Regions from separate parts of the Homo sapiens genome. Here region 2 is linked to region 1. Evidence: read pairs that join two places in POLR2A ChIA-PET (ENCODE). Cell type or tissue: PC-3. All regions are shown on one strand.

What was found. ChIA-PET counts read pairs that join two places held together with the same protein. Peaks named below come from ENCODE experiments on the same cell type or tissue, not always from the same donor. Only the 100,000 strongest peaks of a DNase experiment are listed, where the experiment ranks them.
Region 2: POLR2A ChIA-PET joins it to region 1 with 17 read pairs; 2 of 35 experiments call an interaction of 5 or more read pairs at or near these places.

Annotation. Positions count from the first base shown.
Region 1 is chr18:23,560,190-23,568,189 of GRCh38, forward strand. NPC1 (NPC intracellular cholesterol transporter 1) reads right to left here. Exons shown (of 25, transcript NM_000271.5): 5 at 1,171-1,338; 6 at 42-291. Among named protein-coding and RNA genes, the nearest start is that of NPC1, 22 kb to the right of the region's middle. In PC-3, no CTCF peak of the experiment used is centred here; no DNase peak of the experiment used is centred here; H3K27ac peaks cover 848 bases.
Region 2 is chr18:23,755,662-23,763,661 of GRCh38, forward strand. It overlaps LAMA3 (laminin subunit alpha 3), which reads left to right. Exons shown (of 75, transcript NM_198129.4): 7 at 2,735-2,850; 8 at 7,744-7,862. Among named protein-coding and RNA genes, the nearest start is that of LAMA3, 70 kb to the left of the region's middle. In PC-3, no CTCF peak of the experiment used is centred here; no DNase peak of the experiment used is centred here.

The DNA of each region.
Region 1 (8,000 bases):
TTTTGCTCTTTTTGCCCTGGATGACAAACAAAACTGCTTACCTGTAGCACCACACTGCAAAAAATGCTCCAAAAAACACAAGCAAAAACGCCATGTAGGTGATCCACATGATGACATACATGGCGTCCAAGCCAAGGATCGTCCAGGGAGCAGGAGGAGGTGGGGGCTGGGGCTTGGGGCCACAGACAATAGAGCAGTCTTGGCAGCTACATGGTGCTGTGACCTCATCCACAGACTCGTCACAGCCTTTGGTGGCATTGTTCATGGGCTCCATCCCATGGACTGGAAAATCTACAGAAAGGAATTGTGTTGAGTACAAATCTCAATTAAAAACATCCAAAATTTTGTATTATACTTAAACTCAAAGAAAAGCCCACTGAAATACATAAAACAACTGAAAGAAGAAAAAGAATTGGAGGTTTTAGTTTAATTAAATTATGTTTTGCTGCTTCGTCCTATGGAATTTTAAGTTACCTCAATAAACTTGCGCGTAGGGGTTTGTCACTGATAGAGGAATCCTCCAAGTACACCACATACCAAGGCAACCCTTCAATCATGTCCCATCTCCATTCTCAGGAGCTAATACTATAGCAGAGCTCTAGAAAAGCTGCCTCCCACCCCCTTTTTAACTGCTTATTCTTTCAATTATGACAGCAATGCCTGAAGGCAATTCATTTCCTCCTCCATTCCCACTCCCAGCACCCCCTAAATTAGCCACAGCAGGATAAATGTACCAGTTACCTCTCTTACTGGGAGAAACTATGAACTAGTTACCTGAATGTGTTTATCTTCCTATTGTAGATTATGCTTCCTCAACTAAGATTCATTCATTCATTCATGGAGAGACAGGGCTTTGCCCTCACCAAGGTTGGAGTACAATGGGATGATCGTAACTCACTGCAGCCTTGAACTCCTGGACCCACGCAATCCTCCTGCCTCAGCCTCCCAAGTAGCTGGGACTACAGATGCATGCCACCACACCTGGCTAATGTTTAATTCTTTCATAGAGATGGGGCCTCACTACATTGCCCAGGCTGGTCTGGAACTCCTGGTCTTAAGCAATTCTCTTGCCTCAGTCTCCCCAAGCACTGGTGAGCCACTGTGCCCAGCCAGTTCCTTGGCTTTAAAACAATATCATAAACACACCAAACTTGGAATCTTTATACCTACCTGAAAACACAGGAGTGATGGTAAAAGGTGCCTGTCCATTGTCCTTATTGAACATGTATTCAATCCAGTTGGTGGCATTACAGGCGTCAGCGTCCTTCCCACACAGGAGTCCCAGGGCCTTGTCATTACTTGAGGGGGCCTCCACATCCCGGCAGGCATTGTACATTGCTAGAAGAGGAAACCCAAAGGAAAAAGGAGACAAGATGCTTGCTGTAATTCACGAGGCAAGATCTTACAAAAGGCCTCTTGAAGGGAAACACGAACTCCATATGCACCATGCTGGAATGCTGGACAGCAAACACTAACTAAGGGCACGAACAGAGATTCCCTTTAAATTGGCTTATCACCCTGCAAATAATATGGAGGCCCGATTCCAAGTAACTTAAAAGTAAAAAACAGACAGGAAAGGGAAAGGCACACGTTATCTCATAGCTCTCACAACAGCTTGGAGAAGTCAAATCCCCACTATATAGAAGAGTATACCAAGGCCCAGGAAGACGCAGCTAAGAGCCTCAGTACTTCTTCAGTTAACAAAGCTGGTTCCAGAAAACCTCTGCCGCAGGAAGCTACACAGCCAGAGAATTATGGAACTTACTTGGAAAACTGGTTTTAGAGCAGAGGTCACGTGTCAATAAACCTAATACTGTTGGCCGGGCACGGTGGCTCACACCTGTAATTCCAGCACTCTGGGAGGCCGAGGTGGGCGGACCACCAGGTCAGGAGATGGAGACCAACCTGGCTAACACAGTGAAACCCCATCTCTACTGAAAATACAAAAAATTAGCCGGGCGTGGTGGCGGACGCCTGTAGTCCCAGCTACTCGGGAGGCTGAGGCGGGAGAATGGCATGAACCCGGGAGGCAGAGCTTGAAGTGAGCCAAGATTGCGCCACTGCACTCCAGCGTGGGTGACAGAGCAAGACTCCATCACAAAAAAACAAAAAAAAAAAACAAAAAAAACCCCTAATACTGTTATCTTTTTGGATTTTATTTTCTTACACATACACACAACACATTATATAAGGATAGTATCAGTGTATTACACCTAAGAAAATAGCTGGAATGGGTCCTGTACTGTCGATTCTCATTTACCAGTCTCTGCTTGCTAGAAACTTCCCAGGATCTTCTTTCCCTAATCTTCAAGGAGATGCTTACACATTCATTTTGTTTTACCCTTGTTCTGGAAAGACAGGTTAACTAGGGTGACAGTCATCTCCCTCAGAATTCTCAACAGATTATTCCATTGCCTTCCAGGCTCTATCATGGCTGGTAAGAAAATCTCCAATTATCATTGTCTTAAGGTGATTTGTGTCTTGTCTCTATTTGCTTTTAAGATATTTGTCTTTGGGCCAGGGGTGGTTATGCACACCTTTAATCCCAGTAATTTGGGAGGCCCTGGTGGGTGGACTGCCAGAGCTCAGGAGGTCCAGACCAGCCTGGGCAATATGGCAAAACCCCGTCTCTACAAAAAATAAAAAAATAAAAAAAAATTAGCCAGGTGTGGTGGCGCTATATAATTTACAATATAATTACATGTAATTTACAATTTACCCCCTTAAACTATATAATTTAATGGAGTTTAGCATATTCATAGATATATGCAACTATCACCATAGTCAATTTTATAACATTTTCATCACCTCAAAAGAAATCCTGTATTCTAGCTATGCACAACTACCTCCCTACTTCCCTAAGCCCTAAGCAACCACTGAACTGTCTCTATTTATCTGACTATTTCAGACAGTTCACATAAATCCAATCATATAATATGTGGTCTTTCATGACCGGCTTCTTTCATTTAGCATAATGTTCTCAAGGTTCATGCATATTGTGGCATGTATCAATACTTCATTTCTTTTTACGGCCGAACAACATTTCATTGCAAGGACATATGTTTTGTTTATCCATATATCAGGTGATAAATATCTGAGTTGTTTCCACAGTTTGGCTATTATCAGTAATGCTGCTAGAAGCATTTGTGTATAAGTTTTTGTGTTGACCTATACTTTCGTCTTGTGAGTGGAACTGATGGGTCATATGGTAGTTCTATGTTTGTTTCAGGAACTGCCAAACTGTTTTCCAAAGTGGGGTCTCACTCTGTCACACAGATTGGAGTGCAGTGGTGTGATCTCAGCTCACTGGCAACCTCTGCCCCTCAGGCTCAAGTGATCCTCCCACTTCAGCCTCTCAAGTAGCTGGGACTACAGATGTGCACCACCATACCCAGCTAAGTTTTTGTAGAGATGGAGTTTCACCATGCTGCCCAGGCTGGTCTCAAACTCCTGAGCTAAGGTGATCCACCTGCCTTGGCCGTCCGAAGTGCTGGATTATAGGCATGAGCCACTGTGCCCAGCTGTTTTTGGTTTTTGGATTTCTTTTTAATAAAGGTTCCTATTTTCCACAGCCTTGTCAACACTTCTTGTTATGTGACTTTGATTCTAGCCATCCTGGTGGGTGTGAAGTGGTATCTCATTGTGGTTTTGATTTGTATTTCCCTGATGACTCATAGTATTGAGCATCTCTCATGTGCTTGTTGGTCATTTGTATATCTTCCTTAGAGAAATGTCTACTCTATTCAGATCTTTTGCCATTTTAAATTGGGTTATTTATTTATCATTGAGTAGTAAGAGTTTTTTTTTTTTTTTTTTGGAGATGGAGTCTCTGTCCCTCAGGCTGGAGTCCAATGGTGTGATCTCAGCTCACTGCAACCTCCACTTCCCAGGCTGAAGCAATTCTCCTGCCTCAGCCTCCTGAGTAGCTGGGATTACAGGCGCACATCACCACACCTGGCTAATTTTTCTATTTTAGTAGAGACAGGGTTTCACCATGTTGGCCAGGCTGGTCTCGAACTCCTGACCTCAGGTGATCCACCCGCCTTGGCCCCCCAAAGTGCTGGGATTACAGGCATGAGCCACAGCGCCCGGCCAAGAGTTCTTTATGTATTCTAGATACAAGTCCCTTATCAAATATACAATTTGCAAATATATTCTTGTCCTTTTTTTTGAGACAGAGTCTCACTCTGTCACCCAGGCTGGAGTGCGAGGTACTTAGTGCAGCCTCCTTAGGCTCAAGCAATCTTCCTGCCTCAGATAACCATGTGGCTGGGACCACAGGTACATGCCACCATGCCTGGCTAATTATTTTTTGTAGACACAGGGTCTCACTTTGTCACCCAGGCTGGTCTTGAACTCCCGGGCTCAAGCAATCCTCCTGCCTCAGCCACCCGAACTGCTGGGATAACAGGTGTGAGTCACTGTGCCCGGCCTTCTTGTCTTTTCTTGATGGCGTCCTCTGAAATACAAACTTTTTTATTTTAATGAAGTCCAATTAATCTTTTCTTCTGTTATTGCTCTTGTTTTTGGTGTCATATTTAAGAATCAAGTGCCAAATATGAGGCCATGCAAATTAATCCCTATGTTTTATTGTTTTATAGTTTTTAGCTCTTACATTTAGGTCTTCGATCCACTTTGAGTTAATTTCTTTAACATATGGTGTGAAGTAGGGCCCAATTTCATTATTATTTATTTATTTTTGCATGTGTGTATCCAGTTATTGCAGCACCATTTGATGAAGAGTATTCTTTTCTCATTGAATGGCCCTGGCACCCTTGTCAAAAATCAGTTGACCATAGATATATTATTTATTCTCAGTTATATTCCATTGATCTATATGTCTATCTTTATTCCAGTACCACTGTCTTGATTTCCATTGCTTAGTTTTGAAACTGAGAAGTGTGAGTCTTCCTATTTTGTTCTTTTTTCAGGGTTGTTTTACTATTCTAAGTCCCTCAAACTTCTATGTGAATTTCAGAATCAGCTTGTCAATTTCCACAAAGAAGTCAGTTGGGATTATAACAGAGATTGCCCTGAATCTATAAAACAATTTGGAGAATACTGATATCTAAACAATATTAAGTCTTTTGATTGATAAACATGGAATGTCTTTCCATTTATTTAGATCCTCGTTAATTTCGCTGAATAATGTTCTTTAGTGTGTTTTTTCTGTTTTTCTTTTTTTGAGATGGAGTCTCGCTCTGTCAGCCAGGCTGGAGTGCAGTGGCACAATTTCAGCTCCTGCAACCACCGCGTCCCAGGTTCAAGTGATTCTCATGCCTCAGCCTCCCAAGTAGCTGGCATTACAAGCGAGCGCCACCACGCCCAGCTAATTTTTATATTTTTAGTAGAGATGGGGTTTCACCATGTTGGCCAGGATGATCTCAATCTCTTGACCTTGTGATCTGCCTGCCTCGGCCTTCCAAAGTGCTTGGATTACAGGTGTGAGCCACTGCACCCGGCTGTTCTTTAAAGTGTTTTGCCTTCTGTTATAGTTACTCCTAAGTATTTCCCATACTAAAGTAAATGGAATTGTTTTATTTTCACTTTGAGATTGTCCATTGCAAGTGTACAGAAATACAACTGATTTTTGTATGCTGAATTTTCTCTAAGTTCTCAGGGTTCATCCCTTATCCACTCTGGAAAATCCTCATTATCCCTTTGATTATTATTGTCTCTCCCCAACTCTCTGGAGCTTCTCATGTTATATGTCATTTCTTTAATGATTTATAGGTCTTTGTATCTGTATGCTGTTTTCTGAGTAATTCCCTCGTATCTTCCAGCTCACCATTTGGTTTTCAGGTTTTATTTTATGTTTCAAGCATACAAAACACATGGAGAATAATACAATTCTCATTTCCTCATTACCCAGTTAACTATCAGTCATACCATTTCACAACATTTGCCTCAACATTAAAAAAATAATGGACTCGGCCAGGTGCAGTGACTCACACCTGTAATCCCAGCACTGTGGGAAGATCTCCTGAGGCCAGGAGTTTGAGGCCAGCCTGGGCAAAAAAGCAAGACCCTATCTCTACAAAAAAAAATTTGTTTTTAATTAGCTAGGTGTGGTAGCATATGCCTGTGGTTCCAACTACCCAGGGGGACTACTTGAACCTAGGAGGTTGAGGCTGCAGTGAGCCATGATTGCATCACTGTATTCCAGCCTGGGTGACAGCATGAGACCTTGACTCTGTTTTGTAGTACTGCACTATTCAGAACAACTGGCTATGGCATAATTTAAAAACTAAATAAAAATAATAATGCACTATAGGCCAGGTGTGGTGGCTCACACCTACAGTCCCAACACTTTGGCAGGCCGAGGCAGGAGGATCACTTAAGGCCAGGAGTTCAAGACCAGCCTCACCAACACAGTGAGGCCCGTCTCTTCCAAAAAATAAAATACTTACACACACACACACACTCTATAGATTCAGTTGAAGCTCCCCAATTACCCCTCCCTGACAGTAGCCCCTTCCCTAAGGTAAACACAATCCTGAATTTGATGTTTATCCTTCCCATGCATGTTTGTGTACTTGTTTTAAGTATGTAGTACTTTTGTTTCAAAATGTCATATAAACATGTAACCACCATTATAGTATCATATAGAGTATTTTCACCACCTAAAAATCTTCTGTGCTCTACTTATGCCTTCCTCTCTCCTAACCCATGGCAATCACTGACTTTTTACTGTCTCCACGGTTTTGCCTTTTGTAGAACGTCATATAGTGGAATCATAGTGAGTAGTCTTTTCAGATTGGCTTTGCTTAGTAATAGGATTTAAGGTTCATCCATGTACTTTCATGGCTTGATAGCACTGAATTTTCATGGCTTTTTAGCACCAAATAATATTCCACTGTGTGGATGTAGCAGTTTATTTACCCATTCACCTACTGAGAGAAATCTTGGTGGCTTACAAGTTTTGGCACTTATGGACAAAGCTGCTACAAATATCCACGTGCAGGTTTTGGGGTAGACACATTTTTAACTCATTTGGGTAAATACCAAGGAGTATGATTAGTTTTGTAAGAAACCGCTAAATTATCTTCCAAGGTGGCTGTACCGTTTTGTACTCCCACCATCAATGAATGAGAGCTCATTGCCAGCATTTGGTGTTGAAAGCGTCTTGAATTTTTGCCATTCTAATAGATGTGTAGTGGTATCTCGTTGTTTTAATTTGTAATTCTCTAATGACATAATGTTGAGCATCTCTTCTCATGTACTTATTTACCACTGTATGCCTTCTTTGGTGAGGTATCTGTTCAGGTTGTTTTGTCCATTTTTCAATTGGGCTGTTTGCTTTCTTATTGAGTTTTAGGAGTTATTTGTATATTTTGAATAACAGTCCTTACTAACATGTCTTTTGCAAATACTTTCTCCCAGTCTGTGTCTTGTCTTCTCGTTCTTGAGGTCTTCAATTTTTCACAATCACAATAGTGTTACAGTGGGTGTTCTTATATGGGTCTCCAGGTTTATATGCATTTAGAGTTTCTCTAAGGCAGGCATCTATAAGTGAAATTTCTGGGAGGAGGGTTAGCTTCAACTTACTACGTACTGCAAAGTTGTTTTTCAAGTAGTTTTGAAACGATTGTACCAAATTATGGTTGTAAGTGGTGGAGTACATTAGTATTCCTATTGCTTCACATTTTCACCCACAGTTGAAATTGACCAACTTTTTAATTTGTGCCAAGCTGATGAGGTGTGAAATGGTAGTTTACTGTTCAAATTTGCATTTCGCTGTCTGCTCTAGATAACAGTTGTTTATATTCATAAATATTTTTCTTATGGTTTCTGCTTTTCCTCTCCTGTCTAGAAATCTTTCCATATTTACTTCTAAAACTTTCCAATTGGGATTTTTAATCTACACAATTGATTTTTTTATTTTCTGTAAAAATTAAAATTAGATAAATATAATCTATTTTCTCATCTCATTTATCAACTAGCCCACCTTTTCTCTCAATGATTTGTAATGACACACGTGTTACACATCCACTTTCCAT
Region 2 (8,000 bases), 200 kb after region 1:
TAATTCTGAGCTTCCTAGCAGCCAACTCAAAAAGGGAAATCTGCTTGGTTTCATATTTCACTATGATCATAAGCTAAAAAGTAATAAGTTACTTAGAAAAAACATGATTGTTGACACTAGTGCCAAATAACAATTTTCCCTAGGGGTGGGGCAGAGTGGTCATCACGAAGGGAATTCTCTAATCAATGACATCTTTAAATAACATATTTACAGCAGGTGTATTATTAACCATCAGTCTGGGCTGCAACAGAGGAAAAGCAGTGATTTGGCAGTGCCAATGGGACTCAGATGGGTACCCAGCTCCTTTTTTTGCTATGCTCAATTTTAATCCCCCTATGTGTGGAGTTGGACTACATATTCTTGAAGCAGTCTTCCCTAAATAATCTTGTAGTCTAGCTAATGTCAAATGTTTAATTGGCAATGAGCTGAAATTGCCTCTCCAACAAGGGCCCATTTGGATGCCACTTGTTCTGTGCTGCCAGGTAGATCTATGTCCATGTGCTTTAACAGGCAGTTGAGTGTGGAGAGGGATGACACCCTCTCTTGGGAATAAAACTGAATATATGCCACGCCACCTTCCCTTAGAGTAGAGTTGATGGAATCCCTACAGGCACAGCCAAGAGCCTTCTTAGACAAGGCATTTTGCTGTTGTTCTTTTAATAGTCTCGGGTCTTTATTTGACTCAAACCGAACACTGCACGTCTCTCATATTTAAAAAAAAAAAAAAGCTGTTTGCTCAATGCCGCACAAACGACGGCATGCGGGGACACCCCCGCCGCTTCCCCCGCCCCCACCCCCCCGCCAAAAAAAACCCAAAAAAACCCCACAACCCAAACCCAAAGCCTCTTTCATATTCACGATATTCAGGAAGCACCAGCTACGGAGTCAAGCATCTTGGTTTAGATTTAGTCTCTGCCTACAATCACGGCCTTTGTCAAGTGAGTTTATCTCTGAGCACCAGTATCGTCATCTGCAAAGTGGGGCAAGTTCCATCTACCGCAGTGAGACAGGAAAGGGGCTCCAAAACTGAGAGCTGCCATCACAGTAGATGTTGTAAGGGCCGGACGAAGAACTCCAGAATCCTGGTGCTACCAGCACACTTCACCTGAGCCACGGCATCCCAGGCTCGGGAGTGCCAAGACTCAGGGAGCCCTGGATGGGGCGCCTGCACCCAGTCCTTCCCCAACCACGTGGCAACCATGTGCTCCCAGTGGTGGTTGCCTCCTCAGTCCCCTCCAAGCCTCCCCGCTCCCCGTTCCCTGCCCCCGCCCCCCACTCCCTTCCCCCGCCCCGCCCCGCCCCGCCCCAGTAACTGGCTGAAGCACCAGGGTGAATTCTGGGTCCAGGAGCCCCAGACTCTGAGGCCTGGGGACTGGAGAACAACGCCAGGCTGGGCGTCTGTGCCCTCCTCCAACAGGGAGGCGCGTGCTTCCCCGCAAACCCAGCCTCCTGGACCAACCCAGCCCGGAATTAGAAGCCTAGGACGCCCACCTGACGCACGCTCCTAGGAAAACAACCACTACCCAGCTCCAAGCAACCCGAACTTTCGGCAGGCTGGTTCCACCTTACCTCAGGCCCTGGGCCTCGCCTGGCTCACGCTCCTGAGGCTTCAGGCCGTCTTCCCACCCCTTCATGCCCCCGGCTGCCTCGTGGCTCCCATCCTTCCAGATCCAGCAGCTCTTCCCACTTCCCTCAGGCCTCCAGCCTGCTTGGCGCTCTCCAGCAGCCCGGGATGCAGCCGGATTCCCACCTCTAACCCTTCCCCTCCCCTTCCTCCTCTCCAGCCCCTCCTCCTCCCCAGTCCCCTCCCCAGCCCCCACCCTCACTGCCACTAGACCCTTCTTGGCCTCGCTCCAGCTCCCCCCAGCAGTTGCCAAAAAGATAGTTCTGAGGCCTCAGGGGGCTCATCCATCGAATCTTCTGTGGAGTGGTGGCGCGATCTTAGGTGAGAGAGAGAAGGCAGACAAAGAGGAACGACTCCTGCTCCACAGACAGCTGCGCAAGACGGAATCACACCAGGGCTGGACAATGGTTTTGAATCCTCTTTCAAGTACGGAAGGAGGGAGCTCAAAGCTTGGAGTTCCAACCCAAAGCCAAGGCTGAAACAATTTCATTTTAACTTGGAATGTTAAGGCAGATGTACACCCTTTTGAAATGAGACTTTTAACCCTTTGCTTCTCTGAGTGGTCTCAGCTTTTGGCCCCATGATGGAGCTGGCGCAGCCTCTGGAAGCAGAGCCCTCTGGGATCTTATTAGCAGCTGGTCCTTGAATTGGGTAAAGCATGACCACAGGTTGAGAGTAAGAAACTTGAGCAGATCTTAGTCGTAGGACTCCAGATCTTTATGCAGGTGTGATACTTAACACATCTCAGTAAAGTCAGCACTTGAGTGCTCCTGTGTTCCTTTATTGTAACAATGGGGTAGAGAAGACAGAGCTGGGGCCTCAGAGCCAAGTGAGGTTGGAAGTCTGGCTCTCCATTTATCACTGCCTGACCCTTGGCAGGTATCTTAATACCTCTGATTCTCAGTCTCACCATCTGTAAAATGGAGATAATAAATAAGCAGGATATGGGAGGCTTAAATAATACTTGCGAAGTGTTGTGTTCTCCTAATTCCTCAATGAATGGTGCCGTGGATGACCGTGATGACTCGTGTGTCAGGTTCGCACTATAGGATCAACTGATCCTCATCAAAACTTTTCAATAACTGAGATGCACTTCGCCCACATGCCCAGGTTTCGGTGTGAATGCCAGCACCACACCTGTGGGGAGACGTGTGATCGCTGCTGCACAGGGTACAATCAGAGGCGCTGGCGGCCCGCCGCTTGGGAGCAGAGCCACGAGTGTGAAGGTGGGTGTGGGGATGGGGTGGGGGCCACACGTGGCCTTCTCCCCCCTCTCCCTGGGGGCTGAGGCTATTTTCCCCATGCTAGAGAAGAGGCTGTGGTCATGTCAGTGTTAGGGGCTCAAGTCTGTCTATTGTAATAAGAACCTCAGACTGCAGGGAAAAGTGCCCTCCTCTGAATTCAGATGTACATTTGAGAAGAAAAAGAACAATAATGATGATGACCATGCATGATGGGGCTCCGTGCTTTAATACGTTGACCTCTTTTTTTAGCAATCATAAATATGATGCAACCACTATAAAATTTTAACATCTTATCCATTTCATAGGACGTGATACTGGATAGGAATCAACTATTTTGAGGACCAAGGTCCAGAGAAGACGGCAAGGTTGAGTCTAAACAGGGAGCTGGGAGTACTGGAGTATGGAGTGCTGGGAAGTGTAACATGGTAGGATTGAGGAGGATGGAGAGGACCAGAGAAGGAATAAAAAAAGTTGGGAAACTGCTTTTAAGAGTGTAACATAAAGTAAGAAAAGCGTTTTTTTTTTGTTTTTGTTTTTTAGGCCTGATGTGGTGGCTCCCAGCACTTTGGGAGGCAAAGGTGGGAGGATTGCTTGAGGCCAGGAGTTGGAAACCAGCCTAGGCAACATAGTGAGACTCTGTCTACAAAAAATTGAAAAATTAGCCAGAGGTGGTGGTGCAGGCCTGTAGTCCCAGCTACTTGGGAGGTGGAGGTGGGAGAATGGCTTGAGCCCAAGAGTTGGTGCAGTGAGCTCTGATCCTGCCACTGCACTCCAGCCTGGGTGAAAGGATAAGATCCTGTCAAAAAAAAAAAAAAAAAAGAAGAAAGACAACTGCTATTTTTAACAAACAAACCCTAAGACATCCAACTATAGATTTTCTTCTAAATAAATCTCCTTGTGAAGCTACATATTTATTCCAGTTGCAGAAAACATTTCATTCACTGCAACCTCTGCCTCCCAGGTTCAAGCGGTTCTCCTGCCTCAGCCTCTCCAGTAGCTGGGATTACAGACACCTGCCACCATACCTGGCTAATTTTGCTTGTTTGTTTGTATTTTTAGTAGGGATGGGGTTTCGCCATGTTGGCCAGGCTGGTCTTGAACTCCTAGCCTCTTGGGATCCACCCACCTTGGCCTCCCAAAGAGCTGGGATTATAGGACTTTATACTTTTTGACCAAATATTTTTTGTAACTATTAGGAGATAAGACTGATGATCTCTTATGGCCAGTAAACTTATGTAAAAGGTGTTCCCAGTGGTCTTCCAAGGGAGTTTTGAGAGATGCTAAAGTTCTGGGAAGGTCTTGTGGCCATCTCAGGGAAATGCTCTGGCGCACCTCTGAGTCCCAGGTGTTGCTTGGATGGCCATCTCACTTTATAGTCACAGCTAATCGGTTCCTTCTCAATGACTTCTCCATTGCTCACCCCAGATGAGGGGACCAGAGAGAGAGAAAGGTATAATAAAAGTAACCAGGGGTTGTTTCTTTTGCTGCTTTCAAACACTGATTTAGGATATTTTTAATTGAATTAACCATTATTACATGAATTCCAGCATTTGCAACCTGATTAGTTTTCCAGACTAATGGAACCCTTTGTAAATAACATGCTTCACTCCAACACATACAAAAAAAATTTAAATCTCCTTTAATAAGTTTTTATCCTTTTAAAATGTATTAAATTGTTAAAAGTTACAAAAATAGTGCATGAAAATCAGACCTATCAGGATCCATTTATTAGGTGCTTTCTAAATTCCCTTTGAAATATACAATTCAAAATAAACAGACTTCTTAACTGATGTAGTAAATATAAATGTCTTGATTTTTTAAAATCATGGCACCACAGAGAAAATGAAGATAAGAAAGCATTGAGCCTGTTTTACAAGTTATAGGGTAATTTGTGTAATATCTAATTAAGTCTTCCTTCACATAGTCACCTGGGAAATTGATTAAAACATACAAATTACTAACAAGACTTGGAAATTTTGATGTAATTAGAATATAATGAATATATAGTCTGCCTAAGAAAGAATAAGAATTTTACTCATGTTAAATATTTTTCATTGTGGCAAAGATGAAAATCCCAAATGAGTTTTAAATTATACTTTGTAATTTTAGAAGTGTTATATACTACTTGTAGATAACTTGGAAATTAAAAAAATAAATAAAGTAAAATCACCAAGAATTTAACTACCCCAACAGTGTCTTAGTCTGTTCAGCTGCTGTAACGTCTGGGTAGCTTATAAACAATAGCCTCAAAGTTCTGGAGGCTGGTAAGTCCAAGAGTAAGGCACCAGCAGATTCGGTGTCTGGTGAGGGCCTGCTTTCTGGTTCATAGATGCCACTTTCTTGCTGTGTCCTTACGTGGTGGAACGGGCAAGGAAGCTTTCTGGGCCTCTTTTATAAGGGCACTTATCACCTCCCAGAGGGCCCATCTCCTAATAACTGGTGATTAGGTTTCACCTATGAATTTGGGGTGGGGGGGGCACAAGCGTTCGGACCATAGCAGAGAGCTACTATTAATATTTTGTTAGATACGTAGTATTTTATACATACTTTAAATACTCAAGATTATATAATCTACATAATTTTATATCCTAATTTTTTCACTTGATATTTTTAGCTATTTCCCCATGTTTTCCCAATCATTAAAAATGCTTTGACATCATTTTTGATGGTACAGAGTTTTGTTCCAAGTGTTTGTTGAGTACCCACTGTGTGCTGAGAACTATGCTCTATTGCAAACAAAACACATACAGCCCTTGGTGTCATAGAACTTAAAGTCAAACAAATATATTGTTGCTTGCTGAGCCATTCCCCTACAATTAAACATTAAGATTATTCCCATACGATTACCATATAGTGTTGAAATGAAAGGTTTAGAGTGTTGGCTAAGAGCATAGGTTCTGCAGTCAAACAAAGACAGGTTGGAATTTCGCCTCTTCTAGTTATAAGCTATGTAACGATGGGCATATTCCTCAACCTAAGCCCCAGTTTTCCAATCTGGACTATAGGGATGATGGTACCTACCTTAGAGAGTTACTGCACAGATTAAATGAGATAATTCATGTAAAGCACTTTTCACAGTGTGTTAAGAGCTCAATTGCTATTGTTAGTAGTAGTAATAGTGGTAGTAATAATATTCTCTTCGTGCATGAAGTTTAATTGGCATTTGGATGTATTTTTTTTGACAGTGAAATTTTATTTTATTGAATTTTGTATGTATAAAACATGCCAGTAAAATAAAGAAATAATGAAACAAAGATTATATACAAAAGTTTTTGAATTAATACTATTTAAATACATTAGTTGTTAAGGGAAAAATTAGAGCTACATACTGGTCTTTCACAGTAATAAATAATAATGTTAGTGTTTAATTGCAATTAAATAAAAACTCCAACTAAAATAAATATATTGCTGGGTGGGTGGCTCATGCCTGTAATCCAAGTACTTTGGGTGGCCAAGGCAGGAGGATCGCTTGAGCCCAGTAGTTGGAGATCAGCCTGGACAACACAGTGAAACCTTGTCTCTACAAATAATTAAAAATTGGCTGGTCATGATGGCACGTGTCTGTGGTCCCAGCTGCTTGGGAGGCTGAGGTGGGAGGATTACTTGAGCCCACATAGTTGAGACTGTGGTGAGCCGTGACCACACCACTACACTCCATCTGGGTGACAGTGAGATCCTGTTGCAAAAGTAAATAAATAAAATAAATATATTATTCAAGTTGTTGACCTAAAGGAAGATGCTGCGGCACAAAATACAGTTTTAAGGAGGTTACTTAATGGCTGGGCGAGGTGGCTCATGCTTGTAATCCCAGCACTTTGGGAGGCCGAGGCGGGCAGGTCACTTGAGGTCAGGAGTTCAAGACCAGCCTGGTCAACATGGTGAAACCCCATCTCTACTAAAAATACTAAGGTTAGCTGGGTGTGGTGGCTGGTGCCTGTAGTCCCAGCTACTTGGGAGGCTGAGGTGGGAGAATCGCTTGAACCCAGGAGGCAGAGGTCGCAGTGAGTCGAGATCGTGCCACTGCACTCCAGCCTGGGTGACAGAGCGAGACTGTCACCAAAAAAAAAAAAATTTACTTGAACCAAAATGAGGATAGCTGCCCCGACACACTTCCAAGTTGCCTTGGGCAGTGCTCCTGCATTTCAGTGTACCTTCCTTTGAAGATATGATTATATATCTTTCTTTGGGAGTGGGGGCGGTGGCAGGGAGAATGGAGTCTCACTCTGTCACCCAGGCTGGAGTGCAGTGGCACTATCTTGGCTCACTACAAACTCTGCCTCATGGTTCCAAGGATTCTCCTGCCTCAGCCTCCCAAGTAGTATATATATATATTTTTTTTTTTTTTGAGATGGAGTCTCGCTCTGTCACCCAGGCTGGAGTGCAGTGGCGAGATCTTGGCTCACTGCAACCTCCGCCTTCTGGGTTCAAGCGATTCTTCTGCCTCAGCCTCCCGAATAGCTGGGACTACAGGCACATGCCACCACGCCTGGCTAATTTTTGTATTTTTAGTAGAGACAGGGTTTCACCATATTGGCCAGGCTGGTCTCGAACTCCTGAACTCATTGTGATCCATCCGCCTAGGCCTCCCAAAGTGCTGGAATTACAGGTGTGAGCCACTATGCCTAGCCCCAAGTAGTATTTTTTTAAAAAAAGAGAAACTTCGCTCATGGAATATCAAATGAAAGGAGCTCTAAACTGTATCTTAGTATATCCTGGTCTTTGTGTAAAGATCCCTAAAAATTTTCCCCTAAGAGTGTCCTGGGTGTTCCAGAATATACTTTTTTATAGCTCAATTAGCAGTAATACTATTTACGCTATTTACTAAGCGTCTGATAGTAATAATGAGAATATTGACTTATTATGCTTTTTTTTCAGCATGCAACTGCCACGGCCATGCCAGCAACTGTTACTATGATCCAGATGTTGAGCGGCAGCAGGCAAGCTTGAATACCCAGGGCATCTATGCTGGTGGAGGGGTCTGCATTAACTGTCAGGTGAGGCACTATTTAAATCAAAGTGGATGTGTTGTCATGGGGAATGAGTATTCAGTAAGCTCTGCTCCTGAAGAGATGTCAAGAAAGTGGCAGGCAATCGTAAGAGTTTTCTGAGACCATTTCTCCACTGTTGCTCAC